Linked DNA regions of Homo sapiens: region 2 is linked to region 1. A link is an interaction called in ENCODE POLR2A ChIA-PET data of the cell type or tissue named here. Cell type or tissue: OCI-LY7. All regions are shown on one strand. Region 1 overlaps DSN1 (DSN1 component of MIS12 kinetochore complex). Region 2 overlaps TGIF2 (TGFB induced factor homeobox 2).

The links. ChIA-PET counts read pairs that join two places held together with the same protein. Peaks named below come from ENCODE experiments on the same cell type or tissue, not always from the same donor. Only the 100,000 strongest peaks of a DNase experiment are listed, where the experiment ranks them.
Region 2: POLR2A ChIA-PET joins it to region 1 with 16 read pairs; 17 of 35 experiments call an interaction of 5 or more read pairs at or near these places.

Annotation. Positions count from the first base shown.
Region 1 is chr20:36,762,394-36,770,393 of GRCh38, reverse strand. DSN1 (DSN1 component of MIS12 kinetochore complex) reads left to right here. Exons shown (of 11, transcript NM_001145315.2): 4 at 2,352-2,425; 5 at 3,553-3,625; 6 at 7,846-7,933. Among named protein-coding and RNA genes, the nearest start is that of DSN1, 7.4 kb to the left of the region's middle. RefSeq lists an enhancer at 4,325-4,824. In OCI-LY7, no CTCF peak of the experiment used is centred here; no DNase peak of the experiment used is centred here.
Region 2 is chr20:36,591,932-36,599,931 of GRCh38, reverse strand. TGIF2 (TGFB induced factor homeobox 2) reads right to left here. Exons shown (of 3, transcript NM_021809.7): 3 at 5,982-8,000. All of the region lies in intron 2 of TGIF2-RAB5IF (TGIF2-RAB5IF readthrough), which reads right to left. Among named protein-coding and RNA genes, the nearest start is that of RAB5IF, 9.8 kb to the left of the region's middle. RefSeq lists enhancers at 3,844-4,213, 7,525-8,000. In OCI-LY7, CTCF peaks have their summits at 7,205 and 7,406 (motif pointing right); DNase peaks (open chromatin) are centred at 4,021 and 5,631; H3K4me3 peaks cover 1,617 bases; H3K27ac peaks cover 4,269 bases.

The sequences.
Region 1 (8,000 bases):
GGGAAGATGCACATACAAATATCTAGAGTGGGCCAGGCACGGTGCCTCATGCCTATAATCCCAGCACTTTGGGAGGCAGGAGGATTGCTTGAGTCCAGGAGTTTGAGGACAACCTAGGCAAGATGGCAAAACCCCATCTCTACAAAAAGTTTTTAAAAAAATAGCAGGGCATGGTGGCACGTACCTGTAGTCCCAGCTACTGGAGAGAGGCTGAGGCAAGAGGATCACTTGGGCCCAGGAATTCAAGAAGGCAGTGAGCTATGATTGCGCCACTCAATCTATCCTGGGTGACAAAGTAAGACCCCTGTCTCTAAAAAACTTTGTCTCTTTTTCCCTATCCCCTCTCTCTTCCCTCCTCCCTCCCTGCACCCCACCCCTCTCCCTTCCCTCTTCCCTCCCTGCACCCCACCCACCCCCGCCTCACTTTCTTTCTCTCTCTGTCTCTCTCTCTCTGTGTGTGTGTGTGTGTGTGTGTGTGTGTGTGTGTGTGTATCTACAGTGAAAAACAGTTTTTAGGGATGCTATACAGAACGTGATTTGTGTCATTTTGTGTGAATTTACAATAGTAACTATATCTTAGCATCAAAGTACAGAACATAACGTGGAAAAGCTTGCATATTTCAGGAAGACTATACTAGCTCTGTGATGTTGAGTAAATTACTTAACCTTCTTTGTCTTAAGGTCCTCATCAGCAACTTGGAGATGAAATAGTACCTATCTTACATAACACAGTACTTGGGACATAGTAAGCCCTGAAATGTTAAGCTACTGTGATTAGTTTTAAGGTATCGTCCTATTTCCAAGTGGTCTGATGCACAGAAGGAAATCTGGGTAAAGATAGGCACTTAGCACATCAGAAAATTGCTGCCACAAGGCCCATGTACTTTAGTCCCTAAATGTGCTGAGAAAACATCAGTGCATCCCAAGATTAGCCCTACCTTTAGCTCTATGCCGGAGTATTTAGACTTAAACAGAAAAGCATCAGTGTAATAAGATTGGTTCTTGCCTGGTTATTTCTGGCAACCTGTCAGGTTTCCTTGGTTATAGGCAGAAAGTATCCTGTTTTTCTTGACTAACAGCAGTGACAATTAAGAGACAAGAACTTTAAAAACACAACCAGCTGAAGCTAGAGGGCAAAAAGACATGTAGCTCTCATAATTCACAAAGCAAAATTCCTTTGCTATGTAGTAATTGTTTACAAGTGGACATAATTTTAAAAAACGGTATCTACATCTTGCGATTGGTTAGGGATTCAGTTGCATAATTATGTAAAATGCTCACCCAATTCAGTCTAATAACTCACTCTATGACCTTGGGCAAGTGACCTATTACTTTGTGCCTGTGTCATTATCTGTTATCTGAATGGAATTCATAGGATACTTGCCTCAAGGTTTAATGAAATACGTATATAGCATTTCATAAAATGCTTTTTATATAGCAAGTGTTCAACAAATGTTAGTTATTAATGCTATTATGAGGTCATTATAGAGAGGCAGTGTGGTAATAGAGGGAAAAACACAGATATCGGTGAGAGACTTGGGTTTGAATTCTGGCTCCACCGATTTCCAGTTTCTGGCCTCAAGCAAGTCATTTCCCCTCAGAGCTGCAGTTTTCCCATTTGTAAAATGGAACTTTATAATAGTACTCTTCTTATAGTATACAGTACAGAGTGTTTAAAGCACATTGCAGTGCCTGTCCTATAAAAAAGCTCAGATGTGGCCAGGCACAGTGGCTCCCACCTGTAATCCCAGCACTTTGGAAGGCCAAGGCAGGCAGATCACTTGAGGCCAGGAGTTCAAGACCAGCCTGGCCAACATGGGGAAACCCTGTCTCTACTAAAAATACAAAAAATTACCTGGGTGTGGTGGCGCATGCCTGTAATCTCAGCTACTGCAACCTCTTGGCTCACTGCAGCCTCCGCCTCCTGAGCCCTTTTGATTCTCATGCCTCAGCCTCTGGAGTAGCTGGGATTACAGGCGCATGCCACCACTCCTGGCTAATTTTTCTGTTTTTAGTAGAGACGGGATTTCACCATGTTGTCCAGACTAGTCTCCAGCTCGTGGTCTCAAGTGATCCCATGCCTCGGCCCCAGAGTGTTGGGACTATAGGCATGAGCATCGTACCTGCCCAATACAAAGATTCTTATAACTTTTTTTTTTTTAAGTTTAGATGAACAAATGGGTAAACTTCATTCCTCAGTGATCCTGCAAAAATTAGAATTCTGTCTTTAACTAAAGAAGGCTGTTCTTGCCTTAAGTTGGATTTATCAAGAGGGAGGACATTTTTCAGTTTTGTTAGTTGCTAACTATGTAACTATCCAGCTCCTTAAATGTGGCTATGTTTTATGTTAGAGCTCAGCCGGTCTATCAGTGTCGATTTAGCAGAAAGCAAACGGCTTGGCTGTCTCCTGCTTTCCAGTTTCCAGGTAAGGTTCTTATAACTAGGAAATGTTTTTGTGTTTGTTAACTGCTATTGTGACAATCTTTTGTTTTTAGATGGAGCCTGACTCTGTCACCCAGGCTGGAGTGCAGTGGTATGATCTTGACTCACTGCAACCTCCGCCTCCCAGGTTCAAGTGATTCTCCTGCCTCAGCCTCCCGAGTAGCTGAGACTACAGGCACATGCCACCACGCCCCGCTAATTTTTGTACTTTTAGTAGAGACAGGGTTTCACCATGTCTGCCAGAATTGTCTCGATCTCCTGACCTCCTGATCCGCCTGCCTCGGCCTCCCAAAGTGCTGGGATTACAGGCATGAGCCACCGCATCCAGCCCTTAATTTTTTGCATTTTAGTTGAGACGGGGTTTCACCATGTTGCCCAGGCTGGTCTTGAATGCCTGAGCTCAGGCAGTCCACCCACCTTGGCCTCCCAAAGTGCTAGGATTACAGGTGTGAGCCACCGTGCCCAGCCTTTTTTTAAGGTGTATTGTGTATTATGTGGCTACCAGGTGCTTACATCAATTTAGATAAGCAGGTAATTTGTGTGAATTAAATAACCTTTTTTTTTTCCTGAACCGAAAGTCAAAATCTGTAGTCCAAGCAACAAAAAGTCTTTTGTTTTTTCTTTGTTTGTTTTTTGTTGTTTTTTTGAGACGGAGTCTTGCTCTGTCACCAGGCTGGAGTGCAGTGGCACAATCTCGGCTCACTGCAACCTCCGCCTCCCAGGTTCAAGCGATTCTACCGCCTCAGCCTCCCGAGTAGCTGGGACTACAGGCACGCGCCACCATGCCCCGCTAATTTTTTTTGTATTTTTAGTAGAGATGGGGTTTCACCATGTTGGCCAGGATGGTCTCCATCTCCTGACCTTATTATCCGCCTGTCTCAGCCTCCCAAAGTGCTGGGATTACAGACGTAAGCCACTGTGCCTGGTCAACAAAGAGTTTTTTTTTTTTCCCTTATCTATTTATTTGTTTCTGTGAAAAGTCTTATGTGTAAAAATTACATCATATTTAGTATTTAGTTTCATATTTATTAAACATCATAAAATGACATAAATTTAGGACTGGCCTGGAAGTTTTTGGTGGTTGTACTAAAAATGCTTTTCTTTATTTAGTTCTCTATTCAGAAACTTGAACCTTTCCTAAGGGACACTAAGGGCTTCAGTCTTGAAAGTTTTAGAGCCAAAGGTAAGTTGCTAACAGATGAGTGAGCTTTGACCCTGGGCAGTCAAAGCTTTGCTCACAGCATCCCCATTTACAGAAGCTGCTCCCTTATAAAACTAGCTCCCCCACCTTTTGTTTTTTAGACAGAGTCTCACTCTTGCCCAGACTGGAGTGCAGTAGGGTGATCTTGGCTCACTGCAGCCTCTGCCTCCTGGGTTCAACCAATTCTCCTGCCTGAGCCCCCCGAGTAGCTGGGAGCCACCACACCTGGCTAATTTTTGTATTTTTAGTAGGGAAGAGGTTTCACCATGTTGGCCAGGCTGATCTTGAACTCCTGACCTCAGTGATCTGCCCACCTTGGCCTCCCAAAGTGCTGGGATTACAGGCATGAGCCACTGTGCCCAGCCCCCTACTTTTTTTAAATTGCAAGAATACATGCTTATGAAGCTAAGGAAGTGTGAAAGTGGAAAATAATCTTCCCTTCCATTCTGGCCCCCAGTCTAAGTTCCTCTCCCCAAAGGTAGCTATGGCCACCAGTTTCTTGTGTATCCTTGCAGAAATATTTATTGCTTTTTTTTTCTTTTTTTTTTTTTTTTTTGAGATGGAGTCGCGGCTCTGTCACCCAGGCTGGAATACAGTGGCACAGTCTTGGCTCACTGCATCCTCTGCCTCCTGGGTTCAAGCGATTCTCCTGCCTCAGCCTCCTGAGTAGCTGGGATTACAGACACCCACCACCACGCTCAGCTAATTTTTTGTATACTTAGTAGAGACGGGGTTTCGCCATGTTGGCCAGGCTGGTTTCTAATTCCTGACCTTAGGTGATCCGCCCGCCTTGGCCTCCTAAAGTGCTGGGATTACAGGTACAAGCCACTGTGCCCGGCCTGGATTTAACTAGTTCTTTACTAATAGGCTTTAAGTGTTGTTTTTTGTTTTTTTTTTTTTTTTTAGTCTTTTGCTACTACAGTAAATAATGTAATGAATTTTTTTTTTTTTTTGAGACAGACTCTCGCTCTGTCGCCCAGGCTGGAGTGTAGTGGCGGGATCTCGGCTCACTGCAAGCTCCGCCTCCCGGGTTCATGCCATTCTCCTGCCTCAGCCTCCCGAATAGCTGGGACTACAGGCGTCGGCCACTGCGCCCGGCTAATTTTTTGTATTTTTTGTAGAGCCGGGGTTTCACCATGGTCTCGATCTCCTGACCTCATGATCCGCCTGCCTCCGCCTTCCAAAGTGCTAGGATTACAGGCGTGAGCCACCTTGTTGCCCAGGCTGGAGTGCAGTGGTGCAATCTTGGCTCACTGCAACCTCTGCCTCCCAGGCTCAAGCAATTCTCCTGCCTCAGCCTCCCTAGTAGCTGGGATTTCAGGCATGTGCCACCACGCCGGGCTAATTTTGTATTTTTAGTAGAGACGGGGTTTCTCCATGTTGGTCAGGCTGGTCTCGAACTCCCGACCTCAGGTGATCCGCCCACCTTGGCCTCCCAAAGTGCTGGGATTACAGGCATGAGCCACTGCATCTGGCCTTTTTTTTTTTTTTTTTTTTTTTTTTAACACAAGCCTTTTGGCACGTATGCAAGTAAAAAGAAGATAAATTCTTAGAATTGGAATTAACTAGTTCAAATGAAATTATGGGAATTACCAGATTGCTTCCCAGACAAGTGGTATCAATTTATTCTCTCACCAGCAATACATGTAGGGACTTGTTTTCTTACACTCTCACCAATAAAAAAGCCTTTTAGATTTTCTTACTATATGATAGGTGATAGAAGATATTTTGTAGTTTTAATCTGTGTTCCTTTTTCTTTTGAAGAAGATAAGCATTTTTTCTTTTTTCATATTTTTAGAGCCATTTGTACTTTCTTTCTTTTTTTTTTTTTGAGATGGAGTCTCACTCTGTCTCCTAGGGTGGAGTACAGTGGTGCGATCTTGGCTCACTGCAACCTCCACCTCCTGGGTTCAAGCGAGTCTTCTGCCTCAGCCTCTGGAGTAGCTGGGATTACAGGCATGCACCACCATGCCTGGCTAATTTTGTATTTCTAGTAGAGACAGGGTTTCGCCATGTTGGCCAGGCTGGTCTCAAACTCTTGACCTCAGGTGATTCACCCACCTCAGCTTCCCAAAGTGTTGGGATTATAGGCGCGAGCCACCATGGCTCAGCCTCATGTTCGTTTTTAAAACTTAGGATGGTGGCTCTTTTACATTGATTGGTAGGAACTCTTCATATTACGAGGCAGTTAGCTAGTTGTCTGTGAAATAAAATACTAATGATTGAACTTTCTAGGAAGTACCTATTCTGCTAATAGTGTAAATATACACTTATCCAGGGTCAGAAATACTCAAGTTTACCCACTTAAAAGATCTAGAAAATACATGAACTTGGGCTTACTTGCCAGTTAAAATTGTTTATCTCAGAATTGTACCATCACCTTAATTAAAGTAGATATGCTAGGATTATCCTGATAACTAATTAACATAGCCTTTCCCCTTAGTGTTCTTCACCTGAATGTAGTAGTGGACTCTTCAAGTCTAGCAGAGGCCTGTTTTTAACCTTACGCCCATAATTTTTTTTTTTTTTTGAGACAGGATCTCGCTCTGTTGCCCAGGCTGGAGTACACTGGCATGATCACAGTTAACTGTAGCCTTGATCTCCTAGGCTCAAGCATTTCTCCTTCCTCAGCCTCCCAAGTAGCTGGAACTATAGGCATGTGCCACCACACCCAGCTAACTTTCTAAAAAAAATTTTTTTGTAGACATGGGGTCTTGCTGTGTTGCTCAGGCTGGTCTTGAACTCCTGGGCTCAAGTGAAACTCTCACCTCAGCATCCCAAAGTTCTGGGATTATAGCAGTGAGGCACTATGCCTGGCCTTTTTGGTTTTCTGTCTTTCTTTTTTTTTTTTTTTTTTTTTTTTTTGAGACAGAGTTTTGCTCTGTTGCCAGGCTGGAGTGCAGTGGTGCAATCTCGGCTCACTGCAACCTCCGCCTCCCAGGTTCAAGTGATTCTCCTGCCTCAGCCTCCTGAGTAGCTGGGACAACAGGCATGCGCAACCACGCCCAGCTAATTTTTGTATTTTTAGTAGAGATGGGGTTTCACCATGTTGGCCAGGATGGTGTTGATCTCTTGACCTCGTGATCTGCCCGCCTTGGCCTCCCAAAGTGCTGGGATTATAGGCATGAGCCACTGCGCCCAGCCTGGTTTTCTTTTTTTCTAATAAAGAGATGGGGTTTCACTATGTTGCTCAAGCTGTGCTGGGCTCAAGCAATCCTCCTAAGTAGCTGGAACTACAAGCACTATGCCCGGCTATGCCCATAATTTTTTATTTGCCTCCGTGTTTCTTATTACCCTCTTGCCTATTGCCTGACTTCTTTTTTTTTTTTTTTTTTTTTTTCTTTTTTTGAGACAGAGTCTCATTCTTGCCCGGGCTGGTGTGCAGTGGCACCGTCTCAGCTCACTGCAACCTCTGCCTCTCAGGTTCAAGCGATTCCCCTGCCTCAGCCTCCCGAGTAGCCGGGATTACAGGCGTGTACCACCACGCCCAGGTATATTTTTGTATTTTTAGTAGAGACAGGGTTTCATCATGTTGGCCTGGCTGGTCTCAAACTCCTGACCTCAAGTGATATGCCTGCCTTGGCCTCCCAAAGTGCTGGGATTGCAGGTGTGAGCCACCCCGCCCAGCCTCAGATATACCTTTTAAACTGCTTTTTCACAGTTCATTTATAGAAACATTTATCATAAATGTCATAAAGGCTGGGCACAGTGGCTTACGCCTACAATCCCAGGACTTTGGGAAGCTGAGGCAGGCGAATCGCTGGAGCCAAGGAACTGGAGACCAGCCTAGACAACATGGTAAAACCCCATTTCCACAGAAAATACAAAATTTAGCTGGGCATGGTGGTGCTGCCTATATTCCCAGCAAATAGGGAGGCTGAGGCGGGGGTTATATTGCTTGAGCCCAGGAGGTGGAGGTTGCAGTGAGCTGAGATCACACCACTGCACTCCAGCCTAGGTGACGGAGCGAGAGTCTGTCTAAATAAATAGATAAAAATGAGTTGTCTTTCATTTTATCTATACCTACCAGAAAAAAAAGATAAAATCTTTCTACATACTTAACTCCACACTTTTGGGTGGGCTTGAGGACCAACATGTAACAGTACCTAGAGCTGAGACTACCTTAATATACCTTTGTCAGCATCTCACTATGAAAACGTATATTTCCTTTATTTTATGACACGTAAATTTGTGCTGTCTAGCATCTTCTCTTTCTGAAGAATTGAAACATTTTGCAGACGGACTGGAAACTGATGGAACTCTACAAAAATGTTTTGAAGATTCAAATGGGTAAGAGCAGTTCCCCTTCTGTCCTAAATTATGATTGAATTAGGACTTTAGGCCGGGCGTTGGTGGC
Region 2 (8,000 bases), 170 kb after region 1:
GTTCGGAGATACATGTTTTTTTTTTTTTTTTGAGAAGGAGTCTCGCTCTGTTGCCCAGGCTGGAGTACAGTGGCACAACCTCAGCTCACTGCAACCTCCGCCTCCTGGGTTCAAGCGATTCTTCTGCCTCAGCCTCCCAAGTAGCTGGGATTACAGGCACCCGCCACCATGCCCAGCTAATTTTTGTATTTTTAGTAGAGACAGGGTTTTGCCATGTTGGCCAGACTGGTCTGGAACTCCTGACGTCATGATCCGCCTGCGTCGGCCTCCCAAAGTGCTGGGATTACAGGTGTGAGTCACCGTGCTCAGCCTTTTTCTGCTGTTAATAATCATCCTACTAGGTGCAAAGTAGTATTTTCACTGTGGTTTTGATTTGCACTTCCCTAGTGATTAGTAATGATTGAGCATCTCATTAGACAGTATTTTTTTATGTCATATTTGTTTTTTCTTTTTCTTTTTTTTTTTTTTTTTGAGACAGAGTCTCGCCCTGTCACCCAGGTTGGAGTGCAGTGGTACGATCTTGGCTCACTGCAACCTCCACCTCCCAGGTTCAAGGGATTCTCCTCAGCCTCCCAAGTAGCTGGGATTACAGGTGCCCACCACTATGCCCAGCTAATTTTTGTATTTTTAGTAGAGACGGGGTTTCATCATGTTGGCCAGGCTGGTCTCGAACTCCTGACCTCAAGTGATACGCCCACCTCAGCCTCTCAAAGTGCTGAGATTACAGGCATGAGCCACTGCGTCCGGCTCTAGGTCATGTTTGTATTACATTGCGAAGCTCTGACCGTAACTCCAAGAGCCATTATGTTTGCATGGGATTGGGAGAGGTCACAGAAAGTTCTAGTTGGAAGGGTCCTCAAATCCTGCAGTGTAGCCCAAGGTCATAAGGGAAGTTAGAAGTTCAACAGGCATCTGAAACCTGATCCCTGTTCCTCCTCTTACCTCTCTAGGAGCAGACAAAGCTAAGCTGGCAGCCAGAGGGGAAGCCCTTGTCTAAAAGGTATTTTTGGGACTCAGACTTGTTCCCTATTTGCTTTCACCCAAGGCTTTCCTTATCTTAGGAAGCGGGGAACCTGGCTGAATCTCAGTGAATCCGTCTGGTTAAAATAAACATCTTGGGTGGTCTGAGTTGGAAAATAACTTGATGAAGGGTCAGATTTGAAAGTGGGAGAGACAGATTTGGAAGTAGGACAAATTTTGTCTTTGTGAGTTTGTAGCTGTTTAGTACTAGTTGAACACATGAGCTCAGCCTTAGGGCTATTTCCCAGCTGAATGCCTCGATAGCACTGCCAGCTGCTTGGAGTGGGGTTTGGAGAGGAAGGTATATTCTGAGGGGTAAGACTGGCCCCTCACAGGCACTGATGGATCACAGGTATCAGAAATCCTGGGGGCAACCATCAGCCATGGAAAGAGCACCTGTTGTTGGAATGGAGGTCTGAGATTGCATCCTGGTCTTTTTTTTTCTTTTTGGCCCACAATAAATGTCATACTAGCACTTAATGAACCCTCACTAGCTACCAGTCACTTCACTAAATGTTTTACATTCATTTGTTTTGTTTTGTTTTTGAGACAGTCTCACTCTGTCACCCAGGCTGGAGTGCAGTGGGACAATCTCAACTCACTGCAACCTCCACCTCCTGGGTTCAAGCAATTCTCCTGCCTCAGCCTCCGGAGTAGCTGGGACTACAGGCACCTGCCACCATGCTCAGCTAATTTTTGTATTTTGTAGAGATGGGGTTTTGCCACGTTTGCCAGGCTGGTCTCAAGCTCCTGACCTTGGGTGATCCACCCGCCTCGGCCTTCCAAAGTGATGGAATTACAGGTATAAGCCACTGCATCTGGCTACATTCGTTTTCATCCAAAACCTGGCTGGGCTTTTAACCATTAACCATTATGCTAAACTCTTCTCTTTTTATACCTTTACTTGCAATTTCTCTACATCGTGTGTGGATTACTTTGGTAATTAAAATGGTAGGGCTACACTTGACCTTCAAGTTACCATAGCCTCCTGGGAGCAAAGACGTCAGATGGTTCAGAGACCCTTCTTCCTCTCATCTTGTAACTTTGAAAGACAAAGAGTTGCTACTTTCCCAGCCCAGTAGTTTCCTGGGGATAGGTCAGTGTCCTGATAATGAATGGTGAAGGTCTCTGGAGCAAGATCATCAGAATCTCATGTGGCATCAGTGAAGAATGCAGATTCCTGCCCAGACTCTCTGGGCGTGAGGTCTGGGAATATGCATCTTTGTAAGCTTTCCTGATGATCTTGATGGATATTTAGGCTTGAGAATTACTTCTCTGGGTAATTAGGCCCAATTCTGCCACTTAAAAGCTGTGTGGTATGGGGTAAGTTATTTTACAGGTTGTTTTTCCCTCAGCTGTGTGCTGAGCAAGGATAGATAGTAACGTATAGATTATCCTATTTCATCCTCCCAAGAGGTAAGTATTACTATTCCCACTTTATTGATGATGAAAACTGAAGTTTGGAGTAGTGAACTGTCTTGCCTATGGTCATGACAGCTAATCAGTGACAGACCAAGAATTTGAAACCAGGCTTGGGTCATAGAGAAATGCCTTTGAAATCAGTAACACTGACAGCAGTGATGGTTATTTCTGCATCCTTCGAGTGCCACACCTTATCCTCTGCAGCTCTAGTGCATAACATAGCAAGGATACAGCCATACAAGGCAGACCTGGCCTCTGCCATATGGAGTTTTCATGTAGCAGCTTTCTTTTCTTTTTTTTTTTTTTGAGACGGAGTTTTGCCTTGTCACCCAGGCTAGAGTACAGTGGTGCGATCTCGGCTCACTCCAACCTCTGCCTCCCGGGTTCAAGCGATTCTCCTGCCTCAGCCTCCCGAGTAGCTGGGATTACAGGTGCCTGCCACCGCGCCAGGCTAATTTTTGTAATTTTAGTAGAGATGGGGTTTCACCATCTTGGCCAGGCTGGTCTCGAACTCCTGACCTCGTGATCTACCAGCCTTGGCCTCCCAAAGAGCTGGGATTACACGTATGAGCCACCGTGCCCAGCCCATGTAGCAGCTTTCAAGCTAGACTGTACTTTTAAAATCCAGAGTCCTCAGTCTTACCCCAGAGATGCTTATTCCTAGGGCTAAGTTGAGGCAAAAAAAAAAAAAAAAAAAAAAAAAAAGGTTCTAAGCCTGGGGGCCATGGAGAAACTACCATTCAAAAACAGTGGAAAGGAAGAGGACTTCCCTGACCACCCATCTAGAGGATGGCAGATCCCCTCCCCACCAATCACTACCATTACCTTTATTTTATTTTATTTTATTTTTGAGACAGAGTCTCACTCTGTCGGCCAGGCTGGAGTGCAGCGGCGCCATCTCAGCTCACTGCAACCTCCGCCTCCCTGGTTCAAGTGATTCTTCTGCCTCAGCCTCCCAAGTAGCAGGGACTACAAGCATGCACCACCACGCCACCCGGCCACCTTTTTAAACAAAACAAAACAAAAAAAATATTAATGCAAAGTCCAAAATCGATACCCAAAAGCTTGAAGCATCATCTTAGCCCTATTAAGAACAAGGGTATAGGCTGAGTGCGGTGGCTCACGTCTGTAATCCCAGCACTTTGGGAGGCTGAGGCAGGCGGATCATGAGGTCAGGAGTTTGAGACCAGCCTGACCAACATGGTGAAACCCCGTCTCTACTTAAAATACAAAAATTAGCCAGGGGTGGTGGTGCGTGCGTGTAATCCCAGCTACTCAGGAGGCTGAGACAGGAGAATCACTTGAACCCAGGAGACGGAGGTTGCAGTGAGCCGAGATTGCACTGCTGCACTCAAGCCTGGGCGACAGAGCAAGAATCTGTCTCAAAAAAAAAAGAACAAGGGTATAGAGAGGCGGCCAGGCTATACATAGCCAGCCCAAAGAGACAGCGGGTATTCACGACCAGGGCAGATACATTTAAAAGCTGTTTCCTGAATGAGACTCTAATAAAAAAGGTGGATGTCCTTAGATCATGTTCCCAGCGTCACAGGAGGGGCCCTAGCCACATTATCCCGCAGTTCACTTTCATTATCTAGAGTGCTTGCTCACTCCAGGGCTCATTTGAAGCTTGATGCAGAAGACACTTTTGGTTTCAGTTCCTTTTATTTTTTTTTGAGACAGTCTCGCTCTGTCGCCCAGGCTGGAGTGCAGTGGCATGATCTCGGCTCACTGCAACCTCCGCCTCCAGGGTTCAAGCGATTCTCCTGCCTCAGCCTCCCGAGTAGCTGGGATTACAGGGGTGCGCCATTCCCACCCCACCAATTTTTGTATTTTTAGTAGAGACGGGGTTTCACCATGTTGGCTAGGCTGGTCTTGAACTCCTGACCTCAAAAGTGATCTGCCCGCCTCAGCCTCCCAAAATGCTGGAATTACAAGCATGAGCCACCACGCCCGGCCGATGTGAATTGAATATTAAACTTACTTTGAAAAGCTGTAACAGCATGTGCCTATTCTGCTGAGCTCCAGGGCCAAGTGTGCAGTTTGAGAGATACTGAGAGAGAAATGGGGGAAAATCAGGACCTTGGGTGAATGGCTGAGGGAGCTGAGGCTCTTTAATCTGGGAAACTTGAGTGGGGAGGCTCTCTCTCCAAATTCCTGAAGGAGAGTGACCTGTAGGAGAGACCACCAAGATTTCATTCACAGAAGAAACTTCTTGTGCTGAGCCCACAGCACTGTTCTAGACAGCTAGATGATACTATGTTAGTAAGTGACCACTATATTACTTCAGGTAGGTTCTGGGCAGACCTGAGTGACCCTGAAGGAAAACAGACTTGAATTTGAATTCGAGCTCCATATTTATATGGGCTATATGAGTTCAGGCAAGTATCTGAAATCCCTACTCAGTTTCTCTTTTTTTTTAGAATAAAAAAAAATTAAAAAAACGATGGGGTCTTGGGGTCTCATTCAGTCACCCAGGCTGGAGTGCAGTGGTCCAATCACAGCTCATTGCAGCCTCAAACTCCCAGGCTTAAGTGATCCTCCAGCCTCAGCCTTGGAGTAGCTGGGACTGTAGGCACAAGCCACAGCCCACTCAGTTTCTTTACCTAGGGCATCTCACTTTCATGTGTGTGTGTACAAAAATTAAGAAATTGGGGCTGGGCACAGTGACTCACGCCTGTAATTGCAGCACTTTGGGAGGCCGAGGTGGGTGGATCACGAGGTCAGGAGATCGAGATCATCCTGGCCAACACGGTGAAACCCCGTCTCTACTAAAAAATACAAAAAATTAGCCGGGCATGGTGGCGCACTCCTGTAGTCCCAGCTATTTGGGAGGCTGAGGTAGGAGAATCACTTGAACCTGGGAGGCGGAGGTTGCAGTGAGCCAAGATTGTGCCACTGCACTCCAGCCTAGCAAGAGAGAGAGACTCCGTTTCAAAAAAAAAAAAAAAAAAAAGAGACTGAACATAGCACAGACCCAGACCCAGGCACACTCAACCAAACTCAGTTTCCCACTGTTGCAGACCTTGGTTTTTATAGTTTGGGCTGCAGTTAGTGTATTGTCATTTCAGTATGGCAGAAACGTATTAACAGCTAGTTTAAGCAAAAAGGGGAATTCACTAGCTTACATAATAGAGAAGTTTACAGGTGGTCCTGGTTTCAGACATGACTGGAGCTTCCATCTCATAGCTGCTTCTCTCTGTGCCGGGTTCACACTGCAGTCATGCTTGTTTCTTACCGAGAGAGGGGGAGGACAAAGTTGCCAGTTCCTCAAGGTTACATCCTCACCACTTAGCAACCCCAGAGCTTAACTGTTGATTCCAGGGAAGACTGGCCCAATGTGAGATGCAAATGCCCCCTTTACCCTGAGTTGAATGGGATACAGAATGGAGCTGGTGAAAGGGAATGGGGGTACAGCGTGCACAGAACTCACAGCTGGCTACTAGAGGGAGAGTAAAAGATGTAAAGCAAAATAAGAAGCCAGTGACTGCTTTGTCTTCAAGCCTGGGCCCTGAGCCCTGGTGGATCAATCAAGAACCCTGTTTCTGCTTAAAAAAACAAAAAAAAATTTTATTTGACAAAAGACAAAAAAGTTATTTACAGTAGTTTTTGCTCAAATAATTCAATGGGACAACTGTGCTTCTCCTCCAGGTTTATCTTACAACCAAACCCAAGCAGAGTCTGCCCTACCCAACACCCCATTTTACATAATGGGGAAATGCCAACCAGAATTCAGCAGCATGGCTCCCTCACCACCCTCCATTGCTCAGTGCACTGTGGGGAGGGAAAATCCCACCTCAGCCCAATACACTTCCAGAGTTCCCTACTACAGGCATCCTGCAGCAGTTGCACCAGACCTGGGCTCACTGACAGGGCTGGGATGGAAGAGGCTGGGCAAATGGCAGCATCAGTTAACCTGGATGAAGCCATGTTCATTCTTCCCCACTGGGCCTCAGGAGGGTGAGGATCCCTGATCCCCCTGGGGCACACGGGGAGAGGGCACGGGAGGAAGAAGCCAGAGGGAGGCAACACAGAGAGCCCAGGAAACTTGCCCACCTAGAGAGAGCAAAGCTCCCTCTCCTTCAGCGATCCGTTCACACTCCCACAGCAACAGATGGGCGACTCAGAAGTTGGGGAGCCTCTGTGATGGCTTCAGGGATCTTCCCAGAAAGTACAGAACACATGTTACTGTCTTTCTCCTGGCTAGATCCACCCACCCAAGTTAGTCAGTATCCAGGAACCTTTTCTCCTTGTGCCTGACCTGGTGATTTCAGGAAAACTAAAGGCTGTCGTCCTGATCTATCTTTTGGCCCAGTGACACTACTCAGGACAAAAATATTTTGGCTAGCAATAACCTAGGATTAGTGTTTCTTAGGATATATAAAGATGGGGCATATTGTTGAACACTGTCAGCAATGAAACAGCAAAAGAGGCTGGGCGTGGTGGCTCACGAGGTCAGGAGTTCCAAGACCAGCCTGGCCAAGATGGTGAAACCCCGTCTCTACTAAAAGCCAGACATGGTGGCGGGTGCCTATAATCCCAGCTACTCGGGAGGCTGAGGCAAATAATTGCTTGAACCCGGGAGGCGGAGGTTACAGTGAGCTGAGATCGCACCACTGCACTCCAGCCCGGGTGACAGAGCATGACTCTGTCTCAAAAAAACAAACAAACAAACAAAAAACAAAAAACAAAACAGCAAAAGAAAAAATGGGGGAAAGGGAGGAGCATAAGACCAATCGTTATCTGTTCACTGGGCAGGGGCTTCTGTAATTCTAATTTAAAGAAAGGTGAAACAAAGACAATCCCAGCTAGGAGGCTTCTAACCCTTTTCCAGCCCCACCTTCTCTGAAGGCAGTTCCTCCGCAGCAGTGGACACCATTCCTGCTTTCCCCAAAGTTTCCTGCCACCATTGTGGGAAAAGCTGCCTCTCTGGAGGACTTCCTGACCAGCAGATGGCTCACTTTTCTCCCAAGTAGGAGGTGCTGGGAGCTTCTGACATATGGGCCCCTCTAATCCAAGTTGCTAAAAGAATTCAAAACTGAGGCTGCAGGGCAAAAGTGTTCAAGAACAAAGGGAAAAACACTAAAGAAAAAAAAGAAAAAAAAAATCCATCGCTTCAGTCTAGTTTACTTCCCCCACCCACCCAAAAAAACTACAATAAAAATTAAAAGAAAAACCAAACACCTTTTGATCTTATCTTTCTCTGCTAGGTGCCTAGAAAGTTGAGTCAGAGTCTGCTGGACTGCCCCCTGCTGTGGCTTTCTACCCTTCTGTGCCTGCGGCAGACAAGCCAATGCGCTCATACGGTTGTTTTTTTTTTTTTTCCCTGCCTTTTTTTTGGTAAACCAAACCAATGATAAAACAACCATTTGGAATTTCACACTACTGCAGAGACTTAGCTGGTCCCCAAGATAAAAATATTCCTTTCTTCCAAAACAATCCTCAGTGGCAGTGGTGGGTCCTTCCCAGCTCACCAGAACGCTATCATGCAGTGCACTCTCGTTCCCCACACCTGGGCTAACTACTGCCGTGAATGCAAACCACAGCAAAAAAGGGAAAAA